Regions from separate parts of the Homo sapiens genome. Here region 2 is linked to region 1. Evidence: chromatin loops called from intact Hi-C (ENCODE). Cell type or tissue: lower leg skin. All regions are shown on one strand. Each heading gives the region's core, and the rest is flanking DNA. Links, peaks and the distances in the headings are about the cores only. Region 1 holds the start of LOC105378379 (a long non-coding RNA gene). Region 2 overlaps ZMIZ1-AS1 (ZMIZ1 antisense RNA 1).

Evidence for each region. A loop is a pair of places that touch in the nucleus more often than their neighbours do. Peaks named below come from ENCODE experiments on the same cell type or tissue, not always from the same donor. Only the 100,000 strongest peaks of a DNase experiment are listed, where the experiment ranks them.
Region 2: it touches region 1 in a loop (2.8-fold over the local background); 8 of 110 quality-filtered maps call a loop at or near these places.

What each region holds. Positions count from the first base shown.
Region 1 is chr10:78,740,492-78,751,134 of GRCh38, reverse strand. It overlaps LOC105378379 (a long non-coding RNA gene), which reads left to right and starts at 6,592. Exons shown (of 5, transcript XR_946100.2): 1 at 6,592-7,037. In lower leg skin, for the core only: no CTCF peak of the experiment used is centred there; a DNase peak (open chromatin) is centred at 5,978.
Region 2 is chr10:79,049,758-79,059,078 of GRCh38, reverse strand. It overlaps ZMIZ1-AS1 (ZMIZ1 antisense RNA 1), which reads left to right. Exons shown (of 10, transcript NR_024431.2): 4 at 4,351-4,483. Among named protein-coding and RNA genes, the nearest start is that of ZMIZ1-AS1, 13 kb to the left of the region's middle. RefSeq lists an enhancer at 4,184-4,683. In lower leg skin, for the core only: no CTCF peak of the experiment used is centred there; DNase peaks (open chromatin) are centred at 4,148, 4,658, 5,008 and 7,078.

The DNA.
Region 1 (10,643 bases), core at 1,289-9,288:
AATAGTTCAGAGAAGCAAAATAGAAAGAGAACAATACAGCACATGAGATAACATGTGAGTGGTGGGTGGATCAAGGTGGGGGGCATGTGGGGGTCCTGAACTATTCTTGCCTCTCTGTACATGTGAAACCATACCAAAATTAAAATTATGAAAAAGAAAACTCTGAAGTCCTAGCTCTTTTAACTTTTTAAAAAGCAGCTTTGTTGAGGCACAGTTGCCATACAACAGTCTGCAAGTATTTAAAGTGTATACTTTTGTAAGTTTGACACATGTATATACCCACGAGGCCATTACCACTGTCAAAAGAATGAACACAACTGTCATGCCTGAGTCTCCTGCTCCTTCATAACTCCTTCCTATGGCTCCTTCCTAACCACCTCCATCCCCCAGACAACTGCTTTCTGTTACTACAGATTAGTTTGCATTACCTAAAATTTTATACAGTTTGGTGCAAAAGTAATTGCGGTTTTTGCCATTAAAAGTAATGGCAAAAACCGCAATTACTTTTGCACCAACCATTATATAAATGACAACAAAGCTGCCATGAAAAGTAATGGCAGAAACCGCAATTATTTTTGCACCAACCTAATAGAAATGACATCATACAGTAAGCACTCTTGTTTGCTTGGCTTCTTTCACCCAGGATCATTCTTCTGAGATCCATTCATGCTGTAGTATGTATTGATAGCGCATTCCTTTTTATCGCTGAGTGATATTCCATTGAATGGATATAGAAGAGTTAATTTATCCATTCCTCTGTTGATGGATACTAAAGCTGTTTCCATTCTTTGGCAATTATGAATAAAGCTGCTACAATTATTCAGGTCTTTTATGGACATAGGCTTTTATTTCTCTTCCCGGATATGGAACAGTTGGATTATACAGGAGGTATGTGTTAACTCATTAAGATACTTCTCAACTGTCTTCCAAGGTGGTCACACCACAAGCAGTGCATGAGGGTTCCAGTTTCTTCACATCTTCACCACAAGACTTGGCATTGCTGCCTTTTTGCTTACAGTCACTGTAGTGGCTGCACAGTGGGTGTCATTGTGGTTTTCACTTGCATTTTTCTAATGAAGAACACTATTGATGTGAACATCAAGCCATCCCCTCTCTATACTTCCCTGGGCATTGCACCTCTCTGGGCCAAGAGGCACATGTGGTGAACCTAAGCAGCTCAGCAATTATGGTTCTGTAGCTGCACAAAGGAGAAAGCCCATATCCCCAACAGAGAATATGAAAGTGGATGGGTCCATATGGAAGACCATAGCCCCAGTGTGAGAGCCCAGGACACTGGCAGACCAAGGTCCAAGAGCTCAGGTTGGCAGAGACCATCCTTTGGATAGGGTACCCACCAGCTTATTGGTGAAACCTATGGCTTTCCCAGAGACAATTAGTGCACGAAAGGCATTAGGTCTTTCATTGGTTTACTCAATGATATTTTTTGGCTGTGTCCCCACCCAAATCTCATCTTGAATTGTAGCTCCCATAATTCCCATTTGTTGTGGGAGGGACCCAGTGGGAGGTAATTGAATCATGGGGGCGGGCCTTTCCCATGCTGTTCTCATGATAGGGAATAAGTCTTATGAGATCTGATGCTTTTATAAGGTGGAGCTCCCCTACACAAGCTCTCTTGCCTGTCACCATGTAAGACTTGACTTTGCTCCTCCTTTGTCTTCCACCATGATCATGAGACCTCCCCAGCATTGTGAAACTATGAGTCAATTAAACCTTTCCTTTATAAGTTACCCAGTCTCTCAGGTATGTCTTTATTAGCAGGATGAGAACAGACTAATACACTCAACACCACCAACTACCTCCCAAGGACCCAGTTCTGTGACAGACATAAGTAGTTAATGGGCTTTGGTTGGTCTCTAAATTGTAGGCAACCTTCAGAGTACAGTCAAAACTCCTAAGCATGAGGTTCAAGACCTTTCCTGAAGGGGTTCCTAAGACTTTAGATTTTCCCACCACAACCTTCCCACTAGCCCGTGCTCCAGCCCTAAAAAATGACTCATTGGCCCCAACTCACCATCTCTTTCCCGCCTCTTTGTCTTGATCTTCTCCTATGCTTCTTCTCTGGGCCACTAGAGATCTTCTCAGCCAGCCAAAGCACCAATCTTTCCTTCTCTCTTGAAGTCTTCCACCTCCCCACAGGAATAATTCATTGGAGCAAATGCAGTCTGAACTTGTACCCCATATGTGGTTTACAAGGGCCCTGCTGGACTCCGAGTTCCTCGAGGGCGGGATAATTATTACTCATGCCTGGTTTGGAGCATAGAAGGCTCCTCATCAACTGGTCACCCTTGATGGCTTGGGCTGATTTCATCACTATACCCTCCGTTTCTCCATCTGGGGACTGGAAGGCTCACCCCCTCCACCACATGTGGCTCACAAATCACTCCAAATTCTAGAGGTGGCACCTGCTACATTCGAGAAAGTTAAATACGTTGCCACCTTGCCCATCATTACCTGCAAGAGCCATTATCCTTGTGGGAACACATGGCTCAGGAGTTTAAACACTAGAACCAATTAGTTTCTCAGGGTGCGCCATCTTATACATGCCAAACTCAACAAGCTAAGAGCTGGTCCTCGAAGCCTTCTTTTCTTCCTTTTTTTTTTTTCTTGCTTTCTGTTCCGGCAGCACTTACCCATCTGTACTTCCACTGCAGAGCTATTCCCACTGGAAATGCTGTGAAACCTTTCAAATAAAATATTTAACATGTGGATCGGGTGATTTTATGTTGTAAGTTATGAAATCTTTATTTGGGTCCCACCGTTTATTAAACTTCAGGGTTCTTCTTTGGTCTCTAATGACATTACGTTGCATTAGAATTAGACTTTTTTTTTTAACAGGGGGCTGCATTATTTGTTGTGACTTGGTAATGCTAATGTTTAAATTTTGAGGCCTTTTACTGCTGATTAAACCTCTAAAGACTACAGCAGAATTTCCGCTTCACTGCTAGAAGAAAAGAACACGGCGCGGTTCGTGTTGAGGAGATCACTTGAAGAATGTGCGGGAAGGTTGCTGCATTTATGAATAAAGCGAGGCATTATCATTTTTAATAGGAATTAAACAGCTAGAGGGAGAAGTTGGCAATGCTGCGATCAGTGCAAAGGAAAACAATCTAACAATTTTAATTAACTGTATTTTAATAGCTTTAGTTATAATTGAATAATTTAAATACCAAGGGAAACAGTTAAATCTCCTAAAAGCCTTTTTTTATTTACATTTTAAATACAGTTCACGGTGAAGAGATGACAGTATGTGTGCTGGGGGGAGTTTCTGGGGTGACTCCAGGAGCTAGGCAGGCCTGGAAGGGGCAGGTTGGACGCAGAGGGATCATGGTGTTGGGGCTTGCTCGCCTCACCTCTGGGGCTGAGTTGACCTCCTGTGAGGACCAGGGGGCAGAGTGAACAGCCAGGAGTTTTCTGCCTGCCCGGGGCCTGGCACATCTGCTATCGCAGCCCCTCAAGTGAGTGGGAGCTGGAGTGAGTCTTGATACTCACTCAGTGTTCAAGCGATATTTATTGCTAGCCTACAGTAACTACCATCACAGCAGCAATAAACTGGTAGAAATAACAGCTGACACTTACTGAGGGCTTCTGGAATGTTTAGGGCTGGAGATAATGGTAAGAGAGAGAGAGAGGTGGTTTCTGCCCTCCTAGAGTCTTTCAACTGGAGGGAGAGACAGACAATAAACAAATAAACTACCAAAGAAGCCCTGTAAGAATAAATTATGATAAGAGGCCTAAAAGAAACATAATAGGATGCTGAAGTAGAGGATAACAGGATGGTGGGCATAAGTTTAGGTAAGGTGGGCAGGACTGGTCCTTCCCTGGAGAAAATACTGAAGTCCAGGCTTTGAGAAGGGCAAGATGGGAGCTGGTATTGGAGTCTGAGGCAGGTAGAGGTTTCCTGCCAGGTAGAGTGGCATGAGCAAAGGCCCTGGGGTGGGGAAAGGCTGGGGAACATTTTCAAAGACTCAAAAGCAAGGAGGGTGAGGTCGGGTGAAAAACTTGCCAGGGCAGCCTGGGCTGGGGGCAGCCACTGGAAGATGGGAAGCAGGGAAATGATGCCACCTGATGAGTGATTCTGAAAGAACTTACTGCGGGTTTTCTAAGCCTTCTACTGGGGGTGTGACTTCTTTCCTTCTTCACCCTGTGGGTCTGCCCAGGCACCACTACTGGGCCCTTCTTTGGATCTGGTTGGAACAATAGCCCCCAACCACTACCTCACTCCTGCTCTGAGCCTGCAGCCCCTCCTGCCAGAAATCCTCATGCCCTACACATACCCCCTATCCGGGACCTGGCCTTTGTTCTTTATCACTAGGTCTTGACTGCTGGACTCAGTGTGGAATTCAACAGACTCCTCCTAGTGTCTACCCACCCCCAACCATGGAGCTGTGATCCCCCTAACTCCACACAGCTCCATTAACTAAAGACTCTTGATACTGCGTGTCTACCTTGCAGTTGCGTGCAAGATACCTTGTGGCCTGGGCCAAGGAAGCCCATGGGTCACAGCATATTGGCCAACAGCGAACCTCTGGGGGACCAGACCACTGTTCACTCCATGTCCCTTCCTTGCCGTCTCCCCAGCCTGCTAAGAAAGCCCCCTGGAGCCTGGCAGCCACGCCCTTCAGTGCTAATGACCAATCCTGGGAGGGGAAAGCATCCACCAGGCACACAGAGAGGACACGTGGAGATGAAGGTTTGCTCTGCGGGAGCGGCTGGGGTCACAGAAGCCGCTGCTAATGGGCAGTGTTTGGGATTGCCATCCCCCTCCATTAGGAACTGCCAATCCCGCAGCTCCACGCTGCCCTGTGAAGCTAGTGTCCTCTCCTGCTGGGGGAAAGCTGGGCTGTTTCACTAATGGGGACCCCAGCCAGCTAGAAGAACAGCAGGGGGCTGCTGCAGGCTGAGCAATTCATTTCTTCCTCTTGGGAGCCTCACAGGCTCTCTAAAGGGTTTGATACAGGAGGGACGAGCTCAGACTCCAAGTTAAAGCAGGCAGGCTGCATTGTTAGGTCTGGGCCAGGGAGTTTATTTGCAAGATGACTTGGAGAATATTCATCCCAGAGGGGATCGAGGCGGGTGCGAGGTGATGGAAAGTTCTGTGGACACAGAGTCAGGCAGAACTGACATAACGGTGAGAATGAAAACACACCTGTACTGGGGGCTGACTGTGTGCCCAGCACACCACTGTATGCTTGGTCTAATTCAACCCTCAAACCACCGCTGGAGGTGAGTACTATTATCTCTGCTTCACAAAGAGGAAACTAACAACGGAAGGTGCATCAATTTGCCAAAGGCACACGCTGGTATGTGATGGATAGAGGGCCTGCCCCACTCTGCCCTGGTTTTAAACCACCACACTGTGGACATGCTCCAAGCCCAGACCTGGTCTGACACTGGCTGGCCGATGTCCCTCAGCTGCATTCCCCAGGCCATGCACTTACTCCTTTGCCCCACAAACATTTACCCAGTGCCTCTGCTGTGCCTCTCACTAATCTTGTTTTACAGATAAAGGACCTGATATTCCGGGACACAAGCTCCCATATGAAGGCGGACAATCATTTACTACCAGGAAATGTGAGCCAGAGGTCCCACACAGCCCAGTTGCTTCTCTGTGAAGAGTGCAGTACCCACCTAATTCCTACCAGGGCTTCTGGGCTATATCTAGAATCTGAGGCAGGAGAGTCAGGGCAGGGCTGGAGGTCCACTTGGGAGGAGGGCAAAGGAGAAAATGCATTGAGAGACAGAGTCCACAGCCCAGAGAGTCAGGACCTGGTTGAGGGACAGACTCAAATGTGCCTTCCTGCATATAGAAGCCTCAAGCTCAGAGGACACCCTTCTGCAGGGGCAGCCAGGGGCCTGCTCTCAGCTCCCAGAGAGGTCCCTGGAGGGCCAGAGTTGAGCATGGAGGGTGACCAGTTTCTGCTCCAACCCCCTTGCAAGTGTCGTTCCTTAGAGCAGTCTCTGACACTGAGGGAGACTGGAAGAAGGGAAAGAAGAGCTGGCCCGGACAGGGGGACCAGGAGAAAAGGAAGGCCCAGAACAGTGGGTGGCGACGCCACAGGGAGCAGTGTGGGACAGCCACCAGGTGGGCTAGGCACCCAGGTCTCCCCTGCAGGACTGGAGGACGCTCTCCCCCAGCTGCTGGGAGTTGTGAGTGGAGAGTCCTCCACGTCAGCTGTCAGCCCTCTTCAGGAATGGACTAAAGAAAGCTACACTGCCAAGGTCACACCCCTCCCTGGGAAAGCCCACATCCAGTGACTGGCCAACTGGGAGGTAGAAAGGCCCAACCCCTTTGCCTGAACTCAGGGCCACTCTGAAGGGCCATCCTGCTTCAGCGCTCCCCACAGGGTCAGCTGCGGTCTCGCTGTGACTACATTGTAGCTGGATTTCTCCTTCAGCTTCTCCCTGCTTTCTTCCCTTTCCCATGGGTGTGGGTCCCGGGAACACCCCTCATTAATGTTCTACACACTGATCTCCGGCTCAGAGTCAACTTGCCAGGGAATCCACCCTGCAACAGTGGCTGACCTCAAACTCATGCTCATTCAATAAATCTGCCTCTAGTTTCCTTTTGGGCCAGATATGTGCAGGGTGCTGGGAACAGACATCCGGATGAGCTGTGTTTCTTGTGCTTTCCTCTGGTTGGGGAGCCTGATGCCGAAAGGTGGTGGGTACTGGCACAGGGATTTGCTCCTGGAGGGCCTGACCAGGGTGTGCCTGCTCTCCCTGAGTGCAATCCCAGTGTCTTAGAAATGGAAAATGGGGAGTGGCCAGCCCTTTTTCTGAGGCTCAACTCCCCAAGTAGTCAGCCCATCTGGCCTTGGGACCTTCAGTGCCACAGAGCTCACGTGGTCCCAAGTAACTCTGCATACGCAAAGTCCATTCTGGTCTTCCTGGAGCTGTCCCACACTGGCATCATTCTCAGAATGGACTCGCAGGAAAAGTCCATTCTGGAGTCAGGGAATTCCTGGCAGGGTGCGGAGGCTCACTCACTGAGAGAAGCCCAGAGCGCATTCAGTAAGGTAAGGAGGCAGCTCCCTGCTACACAAATCTGCAGAGAATGGAGGGTTCCTTTCGGTGGATGTGTTTCCCACTTGAACCTGTTTCCTCTCCAGCCTTGCAAAGTGTTTCTACATCTGGAACACATGCTCTGAGGATGAAGGATACATTTGGAAAATGCTGCAGGACTTCTCAGTGCCTGCATCATTGAAGTGTACGCTGGGAACCTGTGAGACCCGGGCAGAGTATGCAACATCTCCCAAAATTGCTGCACCATGGAACACTTTTTTTTTTTTTTTTTGCAGGACATCTCTCAGGGCCAACGTTTTGGAAATTATATTTTGAAACAAAAATGCTGTTTTCAAAAATTCTCAGAGCTTTCCCTGTTCTTGCTCAAAAAAGAAAGGAATTCTATCCTGGTGGAGGTGTGCAGCGGATATTAAGAGGATACTGGGGAGTGCAGGAGGTGGGGGAAGGAGGGGGAGCTAGGGTGTCCCTTCCTCTCACCTTCCTTAGAGCCGTGACCTTGCAGGGTGCCAGGGGAAGGCGGTACGGGACTGTTTGGTGGGGTGCAGTGAGAAGCCTGGGGAGGCATGGGTGGCATCTGTGTGTCCCTGCCTCTGACAAATGCCATGCCGCAGGCTGACAAAACAAATGTGAGTGTGCACCAGGCTGTCCTTAGTCTCTGCCAGTTCAGATGCTCAGACACCAGGCACTGGCTTCCATCCTCCCTGACATCTGAATTACGGCAAGGCAGGAGGCAGGGCCTGGCCGCTCTGGAGTAGGGGAAATGGCAAACAGATGTCAGAGGCCAAGGGGCAGGATGTGCTGGAAGGTTTGTGGCATCTCAGGCCTGCTTGCAAAACAGCCCTTCCCCCTGGGGAACAAAGAGGGGTGCTGAGGCCACAACAAAGAGACGCTGGTGGCAGAGGGGTTAAGAGCATGGGCTTTGAAGTTCCACAGGCCTGGGCATGAATCCGGGCTCTACCACTTGCTAGCTGTGTGACCTTGGACAAGTTATTTAACCTCATGTGTCAAGGAGGGAACATAATAGTTCTTCGCTCAGAGTGTGGCTTTGGGTGGATTAAATAAGATGATGCATGAAAAGGACTTAGCACACTGCCTGGCGCATAACACTCAACAAATGTTCCTTGTTTATTTTGCTGCTGCTGCTTGGGAAACAATTCCTGAAAGACTAAATGTTTATTTGTTCAGCAAATACAGACTGTGCCCTGCTCTGTGCCAGGTGCAAGGGCACAAACACAGACAGGCCCTGACCCTGGCCTTACGGAGCTGATAGTCAAGGAGTGGTTGTGCCAGGAAGCCACCTTGGCTGCAGAGTGACATCTAGACCCAGAACGCTCTGGGCCTTTCCTAAGATGAGAAGGCTGTGAAAGCAGGGATGGCAAGGAGGAGCACTGAACAACGTCAGGACCTAGCGCCGTCGTCAGCTAGAGACACTGTGTGTCTTCCTGCAAGTCCCCTCTGCCCAACAGACTCTTGCTCAGCCTTCAAGGCCCAGCCCAAATGCCCCTTTCTCTGGGGAGCTTATCCCACATGGCCAGGGCCCTCTTAGCTCTTGGTGCAGGTCTTGGTGGTGGCATTTGCCTAATTCTGGTGGTGTAAATGTCAGTTCTCTCCTTGACTGTGTCTCATTTTGGACTAGAAGGTTCGTGAGGGCAGTAAATGTTTGGGGAGTAGTATAGGGTGCTGTTTAAGGATGAAGGTTCTGGAGTCAGTCACATGTAGGTTGGAATTCCTGGATACAGCAGATTTTGTGAGCTTTGGTGAACTCATCATCAACTCTAAGCTTCAGTCTCTTTATCTATAAAGCTGAGAGAAATATACAGACTCCTGGAACTGTTATGAGGTGTAAAATTGACGCTAGCCAGAAAGGGCTCAGCACAGTGCTTGGCACACAGGGAGCCATGTACCAGCATGGTCTTATTTCCACCTTTGTGTCTATCTAGTCTTACCCCACTACCTAACCATGGTAGGTGCTCTATAATTAGTTATCAGTTGAATCAAGTAAGTTCCCCATTCTAGGATTCAGTCTCCAAATCTGTAAAAAGGAAGGAAATGGCCTCTCCAAGGCAACTTCAGATACATTCTCTGCACCCAAAGGAACTCTCGGACTGTCCAAACCCACCTTTTCAGTTTATAGAGAGGGAAACCGAGGCCTGTGCAATTGTGCAAGAGCAGCGCATGTGAGTGAATGCATCCATAGCCTTCCTGGAGAGGTGGAATGTTATTTTGGTTAGTTCTGCGGTATACAGATTCTCAATAGCCAGTTTCTTTCCCATCTGAACTGTTTTTGTAAAGAGGAAATATCAAGGTGTATGATGTCAATGCAGTTAAGTAATCCAGCCAGCTGTGTAAACATCTGGAAGTAGTAGAGACACAGCCCCAAAGCGAATGCAGGGATCAGCGCTTCCAGACGTCTCTGGGAGGCTTCCAAACTGTAACCTATGAGGAACCAGCTAGGAGAGGCAGTGCTCTGATCAGAAACTGGAGTGGTATTCTCTCCTCTCCAGGTTCTGAGTTCTGGAGAGCTAAGGAAGAGGACAAGAAAACCACTATGCCCAGGGTGTGTGACTTTGGAAAATAGAGGTGAGGTTTAGGAAAATCCTGCTAATAACAGGTTAGCAGCAGATGGAAACAATGTGTCAGAATCACAGGGACCTGCTTCTTCTCACTCTTTTCCTGTGGTGGGGAAGGGATGAATGTGACCATGCCCTGACTCTAGATCCTCAAGGGAAAGGGAGTGGGTTTGAACATCTGGAATCTAGGGCTTCAGACTGGGAATCCCTGAGCTGCTTTCTCCTTAGAAGTGACTTTTCACAAACCACTTAGGTCAGGGGAGAAAGGATCTGCAGGTGCTTCCATCCCAAAGCTCAAGCTGTAGATGAGAGAATGGAAGCCCAGAGTCGGGGAGGCCACAGGGCCAAGGTCACATAGCTGGGCAGGGAAAGATTCAGGGCTAGGAGCCAAGCTGCCAGACTCCAAATCCATGCTGGATTTCTCCATAGCCCAGTGGCTTTCCCTCATTTAAAATTACATATATATAAATATATATATATATATACACACACACATATATAAATATACATATATAAATATATATACAAAATACATAGATAAATATATATAAATATACATATATAAATATATATATAATTACAAAATTAGCATTGTCAGAATGTGAAAGACACAGAAGCACAAAATACATTTGTAATAAAATCTCTAGCTGAAGCTAATCACTGCTTCTTGCACTCCCTGCCCCACCTCATAAAATGCACACATGCATTCACACACATGCACACATTCACACACACAAATACACACACACACACAAATACACACACACACACACACACACACGTGGTATCCAGCTCCTTTGGTAGACTTTTTCTCCTTTCTTCTCCACAATCCCTTTACAGGTGTGGTCTGTTGTTTCCTGGAACCAGAGATTGTAGTTTGCAAGTAGAGAGCACAGGGTGGAAGGAGACCTGGCTTTGCTTTATCCCTCACCAGCTGTGGGGTCTTCTCTGAGCCTCACTTTCCTCATCTGCAAAATGGATTATAATGTATACCTTAGAGTAAATCAAATTAGATCAAATATGTGGAAA
Region 2 (9,321 bases), core at 1-8,000, 310 kb before region 1:
AACAATGACCAACACTTACACAGCAATACCATACATAAGGTAAGAGCTTACATATGTTAGCTCATTCATTCTCACAACCTTGTGGCATTGGAAGCATTATTCCCATTAACAGATGAGCAATCTGAGGCACAGAGGGGTTAGGTAACAAGCCCAAGGTCACACAGCTAGTGAGTGAGAGAGCTGAGATTTGAATCCAAGAAAATCCACCTCAAAGCCTTAGCTATTGAATAGTATGGCTTCTGGAGGGGTGTGAGTGTATGTGCCCATGGTTCACTGCAGCCTTTGAGCATCCTTGCCCTGACCTGCAGGGTGGGGGTGGAGTGATACAAGGAAGACCCTGGTCTGCGCATTAGGACATCCTAACAGGTGAGTGGTTAGTGCTGAAGAAAGGAGTGTCCCCAGGTATCTGGAGGCCAGGGGACTAGAAGGTGATAATCAATAAGGCAATCAGAGGAGGCTTCCCGGAGAGGTGGCGCTTGCCACCAAATGAGGATGGACAAGGCAGGGCGAACAGGAGGACCAAAATTGTAGACATGGGAGAGGTATATTAGGGTTTCACCTAGGTGTCAGACTAGACATATTCACTGGTTCTGGTGGGTGGGATGGAGCAGAGACTGTGAACTTGGGGAGGGGCATGTTGGTTTCCCAGTCTGTGATTCAATAGGGAATGGAGGACATTTTCAGGGGCCTTGAGAGCCAGTGCAGGCCCAGGAGAGCTGAGAGTCACCTGTGCTGCCCTCGGGGCCATATTGGCATTTTGCTTCTCTGCAAGCTACTCTGAGATTCCAAAGTCCTGGGTTCCCGAATTCAGCTGTGCCAGTCCCATCCCTCCATTTCTTCAAGCCTCAATTTCTCCAGTTCAGAATGGGCATAAAGGGTGGACCTTGCATGCCGATTAAAGGATGAGATAGGGCTGTGTGGGGATGGGCCTGACGCTCCTGGGGCAGGAAATGGGGGAAAGGTACTGCGGGGAGGGAGAGTGGGAAGCTGGGAGAGAAGGAGGTGGTGCGAGGAGCCCTGTGTGCTTGGCCAGTGAATCCAGGTCTGCTAAGCTGGCCCTAGCTGGGATTCTTCCAGCACCCCATACTGCATTTTCCCAAGGCTGCCTGACTCTGCTGCCTCAAAGCAGTCTTCCTCCTGGGCTTCTGCAAGGATAGTTCTGGGTTAGATCCTGTTCCTCTGGCCAACCCAGTTGAGCCCAGCCATGTCCCTTGGAGAGCACTCTTCATGTTCCAAGGGCTGTTTTAAATGCTCTTCCCTCATACTAACTAGTTCAGTCCTCACAGCCACGCTGTGAGTTCCCTCATTTCACATAAGGAAACTGAGGCACAGAGAGGGTAAGCCAGGTGTTCCACAGGGTTCCACGGCAGGGAAGGCGAAGTCTAAGGGATGGGAATAGCCCATGGAGCCAGGAAGGCGGGCCCAAGGGATGGGCCTCTGAACCGCCTTCTCACCCTTTCTGTATGGGAAATTATGACCATTGTGAGTCGTCCCTCTCACACGTTTCTTTTCTGCTCATCTCAAGGTTCTCAGGTAGCTGCAGAACCACAATTGACATCCCTCTGCCCATACAGGCGCCTACATGTCCACACACTCAACACCATGGCTGCCCAACGTCTCATAGGCACAAGGCTCACACTTTTGCACACACAACCATCAATTCAGAGCCACAAATGCATCTGCAGGCACCACACCCACCCTGCCGCAGATGCACACATAGGGCACGTGTGGGCTTTGGGCCTCAGACTGACAACCAAGCACCAACAAGTCCCATTCCCAGAATGACGGATACACACCCACGCGTTCACACGGGCTCCAGTGTGCCTGACACGACATGGTGGGGTCTGTGGACTCACAGTGCACCCCCTGGACCCATGTCCAGGCTCCAGCCTCTGCAGATGTCCCTTCTGCCCAGGTGCCTTCATTCCTATCCCTTCAAGACTACGGCTCTGGAATGTGTGCACAGCGGATCCGCTTCTCATGGCAGGTCCCTGCCCTGCCGTCTTCTGTAAGAACTGGGCCTCAGGTGTGTGGTAGGGGATTGGGGTAAAAGGTGACCCTTCCTGCAACCCTGGCAGGCTCCCTGGGCTGCAGAAGGGACAGCAGGGAGAGGAGAGTGAATTAATCCTGGCCTCCCTTCTTGGGTTCACTGTCATGCTAATTTTCTCCGCCTTTGATCCATCTCTCTAGCCCCAGCCCCTAACTCTGAGCAGGAGCAGGCGCTGGGTCTGGCCTGAGATTAGGGGCTGCCTTGGTGAGGCCTGGGGCACATCCTTCCATGTGGCAGACTGGGGTTTCGCCCTTGGGAGGGGCTTGGGGGATTATAGCCCTGGTTACTGACCTGCTGTGGGCAACACACTCTCCTTCACCAGACTCATCCTCTTTCTTCCTGACCGACCTTCTCCTCTCCAAAGGGGGCTCTGCTGTTCCCATTTTGCACAAGAGCAGAGTGAGGCCCAGGGTTGAAAGGTCTCCGGAGGCTTCTGGCCACTGAGAGGTGGAGCCAGGCTGGGAGCACACATCTTCCAGACTCCAACCCCGCCCTGTTTCCGTGGTGGGTCTTCGTTCTGGTGATTTTTTTGAAACCAGCATCTACGGCGTATTCATGACATGCCAGGGACTGCGCCTTAACATACATTGCCTCATGCAGTCCTCAGCAATGCTCTTATGAGTCCCACTTTATAGGTGGGGAAAGAGTCCTGTGTAACTATCTGGTGAGTGGTGAAGTCTGACCAAATCCAGGACACAGGTGGCCAAAGTCCCCTCCCTGTAGGGGGTGACACTGAGACCCAGGCAGGGGAAGGACATGCCCAATCCCACACAGAGAGGGAATTGGCTGGACATGCATCTCCTACCTTCCTGTATGCTCCATCTGGTTCCAGAAATGACTGGACTCTTCTATGGACCCAGTGGAGCTCAGACAAGGGTCCAGGCCCTGACACTGCCCCAGAGCAGGGGTGCCAGCACCTATGAGGATGCCAAGCTCAGGTCATCGCCCTGCGGTGTCTCAGCCAACTGGGCCTCGAACAGCCCCATAAACTTGGACATAAACACAATTAAAGTTTTTTATTACATTATATTTTGTACATATAAAAGACTATTTGTAAGCCATGAAACATTACAATGAATGCTCATGACTACTCTGCTGAAGAACTAGAGTATTAGGGACACTTGTGAAGCTCCGACCTTCCCAGCCCCCTACTTCCCAGAAGGAGCCACTATCCTAATTGTCATTACTCTCTGCTGTTTTTGTTTGTTTGTTTTTTAAGGAGTCTCATTCTGTTGCCCAGGCTGGAGTGCAGTGGCGTGATCTCGGTTCACTGAAACCTCTGCCTCCTGAGTTCAAGCGATTCTCCTGCCTTAGCCTCCTGTGTAGTTGGGATTACAGGTGTGCACCACCACGCCAGGCTAATGTTTTGTATTTTTAGTAATGATGAGGGTTCACCATGTTGGCCAGGCTGGTCTCAAACTCCTGACCTCAGGTGATCCACCCACCTCGCTTCCCAAAGTGCCGGGATTACAGGCATGAGCTACCACGCCCAGCCTCTCCCTGCCTCTTTTTAACAGAAAGTTTTAGCACCTGTGTGGAGACCCCTTCACTCACTGCACTTTTTTTTTTTTAAGAGGTGGGATCTCACTCTGTCACCTACACCCGAGTGCAGTGATGTGATCCTGGCTCATTATAGCCTTGATCTCCTGGCTCAAGCGATCCTCCCACCTCAGCCTCCCAAATAGCTGGGACTGCAGGTGCATGCCACCATGCCCAGCTAATTTTTTTTTAATTTTTATGCAAAGACAGGGTCTTGCTATGTTGCCCAGGCTGGCCTCAAACTCCTGGCCTCAAACAGTGCTCCCGTCTCAGCCTCCCAAAGTGCTGGCATTACAAGTGTGAGCCACCACATCCAGCTGCTAACTGCACTTTTGAGATGTTGCATTCTATTCTGCACTCCCAATTATTCATTCCCAGGGGAAGTGCATTATTTAAAGGGATAGAGAGAGAACTTGGAGGAGCCACTTGCACCCCATGTGCCTCTTCGCTTCAGTGCTGTGAGTGCTCTGTTTGGCCCCCTCATTCCAGTGAGTGCCCTGAAACAGGACATTTCTTCCTGGTACGGCCAGTAGAAGGAGGGTGGGGGCCTTCCGGCAGCTGGGCATTCTCTGAACATGGCATGCTGCCTTGCATTTGCGTAAGCCATTCCTCCACCTGGAATTCCCTTCGCTAGACTGTTGTGGGAACCCAGTTCCTTCTTCCAGGTCCAACTCCAAGGTTTCGTTCTGGAGATGCCTTCCCTGTGACCCCTTGCCCCTCTCCCCCAGCAGAGCTGGATCTGTCCTCTTCTCCCCTGACAGAGTTTTGGGCATCCTTCTATCAGCCCTTATCCCAGGGCAGGAAGAACAGCCTTGATCCTGGATCCCAGGCACAGCTGGGTGTCAGACCTGGAGGAGAAGCTCCCAGAGTGACCAAGATAGAATCGGCATGCAGGTGACAGCAGATGGGCATCCCTGTGAAACCCCATGGGCCTGGACCTCCAGGGTCCTAGCCAGTTTGCTCCAAGTTCTGTGTGGACTGGGGATTTGGAGGCAAGTCTGTGGGGAGACTGCCTGGGGCTTGTGCCTGCTGTTTACCTGTCTGCTGTTCAGGCACATGATCAGGCCAGTGGGTGTGCCCAAAGGTGGGCGTGGTTGCAGGAGTGCTCACGTTCATACACGTGTTTACACACACGTGTGCATACACGGGGTGCCAAGGCTATAGGTCTTGCGAAGCATGCAGGGCCACTGCCTTTTCCTGCTTTTAACCCCCCTCCTGGACAGGCCTGTGTTCTCTCTGAACATCTCACAGTGCACATTTATGGAGTGCCTGCTGTGTGCAAGACCTGAGGGGTTGGGGCAGAGCAGTGCGCAGGGCAGCTGGCCCCTAGGGGACAGGAATGACTGAGCACTCACACAGTGTCTTTCTGTCCTGGTCCCCCTGCACAGGAGCCCCCAAGGCCAGGCACCCCCGCCTCTACTTCCCAGAGGAGGACTTTGAGGTCCTGATGCCTGAGAGGGGCACCTGTTGAGTCAACAGAGGGGACGGACAATGAGACCAGCAGTCCGGTGCTCAATTCTCCATCCTAAGTGCCAGAAACCCCTACTTCAAGAGAAAACTGGCATTGACAGGGCCCACCCAGAATCCTCTCCTGCACCCTCCTTTCCCCTACTGGAAACCACACTTTTTGGGGGGCATTTCCCTGGGCATCCTGTAGGAGGGCATCACAGCTGTTAGCAGCAGGAGGAATTAAGGGAAGCTCTGACCTGAGTTAGACTGGACCGTGTAGGACAGCACTACCCCATGTCTGAACTGGGGACCGGGCCACCCCTCCCCCAACACACATACCACACACACGCATGCACACATACACACATACACACACATGCACACATGCCCAGAGAGGTGATGGGAGTTGCCTAAGGATGCCCATGGCGAGTGCTGGCCCTCTCCCTCCCAGACCCAGTTTGTTCCTTTAACTCAGGCTGCCCACTTTCCTGTCTCTTCTTGCCCTCCCCGCCCCCCGCCCCCCGAGTCTGAGAATTAGGACCCTGGTGGCTGAGGAGGATGATCTGAGGCATGATCAGGTGCTCCCTTCTGGGCCACTATTGGCCCACCCTTAAGGTGGCAGGATGACATGGAGTTTCGGCCAGCGTGAATATAGGGGCTGGAGGATCCCTGTCTTTCCTTGCCTGGCACCCAAATGCAACCTGGAAGACCCTGAGTGAAGGCCCCTTTCTGGGAAGAGGATGGCATTATGGCATGGCCATTAGAATCTTTGGCTATGGACACTGTGACAGCCCAGGGCAGAATCCAGGATTCCTCACTTCTAGCTGTGGGCTGTGGGCAGGAGGCTTCATCCTGCTGAATCTTAGTCCCTAACCTGTACCGAAAAGATGAACATACTTCATGATGTTTGGAGAGGGAGGCATTGTCTCGGATCAGGGCCCAGGAAATGGCAGTTGGGGTGGTCAGTGCTTATTCTTGTAAGCAAGAATGTGTGGCCAAGCCAAGTTGTGTCCAGAACACCTGGACCCACAGGATTTGGGCCTGCCTCGTGGCCCCAGGATTTCGAACCCAAATTCCAGTCCTGACATTGCCTCACCAGCTGGTTGGCCTTGGGCATGTCCCTGGCTGCCTCTGGCTGCAACAGCCTCAGCCCCAAATGAGCACATCAATCCCAGGGTCACATGGAGGACAGAATAACCAATGAGACATCAGAAGGGCCTTGCAAATCACAAGGCTTGTGTCCCTTTTGGGGATGCTGGAGGGAGGAACAGGTACCTACCAACTCTCAGTGGGTCCCTTGTGCACTCACACCCAGCGTTCTGGCCTCCAGTCAGGCTGAGAGGTGCACTTCCCCCATACAGGGGAGAGCTGCACTCATTTGGGGACCCTCTCCCGAGCCCTGCCCCTGCCCTCCCCGCCAGGCCCCCAGCAGCCAGGTTGGAGAGCTCTCACTCAGGGAGTCTGAGTCCCCTTTGAAGCTGGGAAGTTTGCACTGGAGGGGCAAAGGCAGCCTGCATTCAAAGCATCTCTCCTGGCCCTTAATTACCCTTCTTCACCCATAGGTGGAATTTCCACTCAAAGAGCTAAGAAATGCACCCGTGCTGCCGCCAGGGACTGGGTTTCCCTGCTGCCTTTGTGTAGCAGCCGCCAGCGCGGCAGTGGCACACAGCTCGGGTTTCTGATTTTAATGATTTCCTGAATTCATTCCGTTTCCTACCTCAGGGAAAGGAGAAGAGGTGATCCTCTTGGAAATTCACATAATTGCTTTTATTTGATTTTTATTAAAATGCATTCAGGAATAATGTGATTGCCCCCTTTATTAGATTGTTCATCAAGCTGGCATGGGGAATCAGCCTAGAAAAAAGTGGTGGGCACAGGAGCCTGGTGTGTGATGGGGAGCGGGCACAGTCCCGCGGCGGCCTTGGGGGCTTGCCTCTCACTGGGGGAGTCACGCCTGCCTCTGAGCCTCCCGCTGCTCCTGTCTGGGGAGGTGGGCCCACTGCAGGGCGTGTTGGAAGAATGAAAGCTGGCAGTCAGTGTGGAAGGCCGTGAGCACCGTCTAAATCCCCTCCACATCCCAACCCACTCCTCCTCTGTTGCTCCTCTGCCCACCTCTGAGGCCACACACAGGCTGACACGGAGACCCGTGGTGATCTGGCATAGCAGCACTGACCCCACACTCGCCTCCGCACTCCCAGTTGCCTGTACTTCTACGATGGCCTTTTTGCCAGTCTTGCTGTCCTCAGGCTCAAGGTCCTCAGTGCAGTTTTCTGTGGCCCACCTAATCACACCACTCCCCTGTTCAGAAACTTGGTGGCTCCCAAAGACCCCTTTCTTGCCGGAGACTTTTGCTTTGGGTTCCTTTGCACGCGCTGGAAGGTGAAAATAATCCAGACCTCTTAGACCTAGTTTCAGTGCTTGAATTGCTTTGCATGGTGGGATGTGGGTGAAGCTGCCTTGCCTCTCCTAGTCTCAGTTTATTGGTTCAAATAATGGGAACTCCAAGACCTTCCGTAGGGTCAGTGAGAAAATGGAGTACAGGGGGTCTGTAACTCAGGCGGCATGTACGTGTGTGGGTGAAATCGTGCCACGTGACCCTGTGTTGCAGGAGGCTGAAGATGCTTAGCAAATATGTGGGGAGAAGGCAGGGCAGGTCCAGCGCTGGCCCCAGCAGAGGCCACAGACCAGCTGAGCAGCCACTGTGACAGGGACAGTTTTATTCTGAGCACCCCTACTCCCATTTTCTGTAGCCCCTCCCCTCCTCCCAATGCAAGAGTGGAGCTGACTTTCACTGCGCTCAGTGAATTTGCCTCTCACCTTCTGGGGGGTTTTGCAGTTTCCAGAAGAGGGGCACAAATATGTTCACTGGGCTTCCAGGAAGTGCCTCACCCTCTGAGCTCACCATGTCTCCAGACTGCCCAAGGCATGTTTTATTACCCTTGAGATATGGTGAAATACATATTTGTTTCCCCCTCCTCCCATCCCATTTCCTGGCATAGGACTCCTAAAATCCTTGGACTCTCCAAAGTGATAAGTTTCTTTTTGTATGCTAATGAGTTGATTGCTGGCTGGCTGCTCCTAGGACACTTCAGGATGTGGGCTGGTCACCAGAAAGACCAAGGATTAGAGGGTTGGGGCTTCCAGCCCCACCTCCCCCATCTGGGGGTGGGTGGGGAGAAGGGCTGAAGGTTGAGTTGATCACCAATGGCCAATGTTTTAATCAATCATGACTACATAATGACATCGCCATAAAAACGCAACAAATCTGGGTTCCGGGAGCCTCCAGACAGCTGAACGTTTGGAGGCACTTGGAAGGTGGCACTCCAAGAGAGGGCATGGGAGCACCCCTTCCGGACCTCGCCCTGTGCCTCTCTTCATCTGGATGTTTATTTGTATCCTTTAAAATATCTTTTGTTATAAACCAGTAAACATTTTTCCAAGAGTTCTGTGAGCCGCTCGGGCAAATTAATCAGACCCAAGCAGGGGGTTGTGGGAACCCCGATTCATAGACGAACGGTCAGAAGCACAGGCAGAATAACCTGGGGTTTGCGGTGGGCATCAGAAGTGGGGCTCAGAGTTAGGGGACTGAATCCTCACCCTGTGGGATCTGATGCTATCTCCAGGTGGATGGTGTTTGAAGTGAATTGAATTAGGGGACACCCAGCTGGCATCTGCTGCAGAACTGATGACTCGCTTGCTGGTGGGCAGAAATCTCCATAATCTTTCTTTAGCAGATGAGGTCACTGAGGCTCAGAGAGGGTAAGTGACTTGTTTAGGGCTGTCTAGCTAGGATGTGGAGGCTTGGGGACAAGGCCTCTTGGGCACATACAACTAGGATGGGCAGGTGACTCCCTGCCACCAGGGGAGTTGGTGAAATGCTTCGCAGGGCTGAGGTTGAGCAAGTGGGCAGTGCCTGGAGAAGCCAATCTGCATCCTTGGTGTGGGTAGGCCTTGAGGGTATTTGAAGCAGGCCCTCTGCCTGGGGCGGTCTGCCCCTGCTGGCTGGGCTGCACAGAGAGTCAGGGAGGCATGGGAGCATAGCCATCCACTTTCAGAGCCCCATCTTGGGGGCTTTTAGTTTCTGGGAAAAGTCTATCTTTTTTTGTTTTTTTGAGACGGAATCTGGAGTCTGCCTCTGTCGCCCAGGCTGGAGTGCAGTGGTGAGATCTTGGCTCACTGCAACCTCTGCCTCCTGGGTTCAAGCAATTCTCCTGCCTCAGCCTCCTGAGTAGCTGGGATTACAGGCGTCCGCCACCATGCCCAGCTAATTTTCTTGTGTTTTT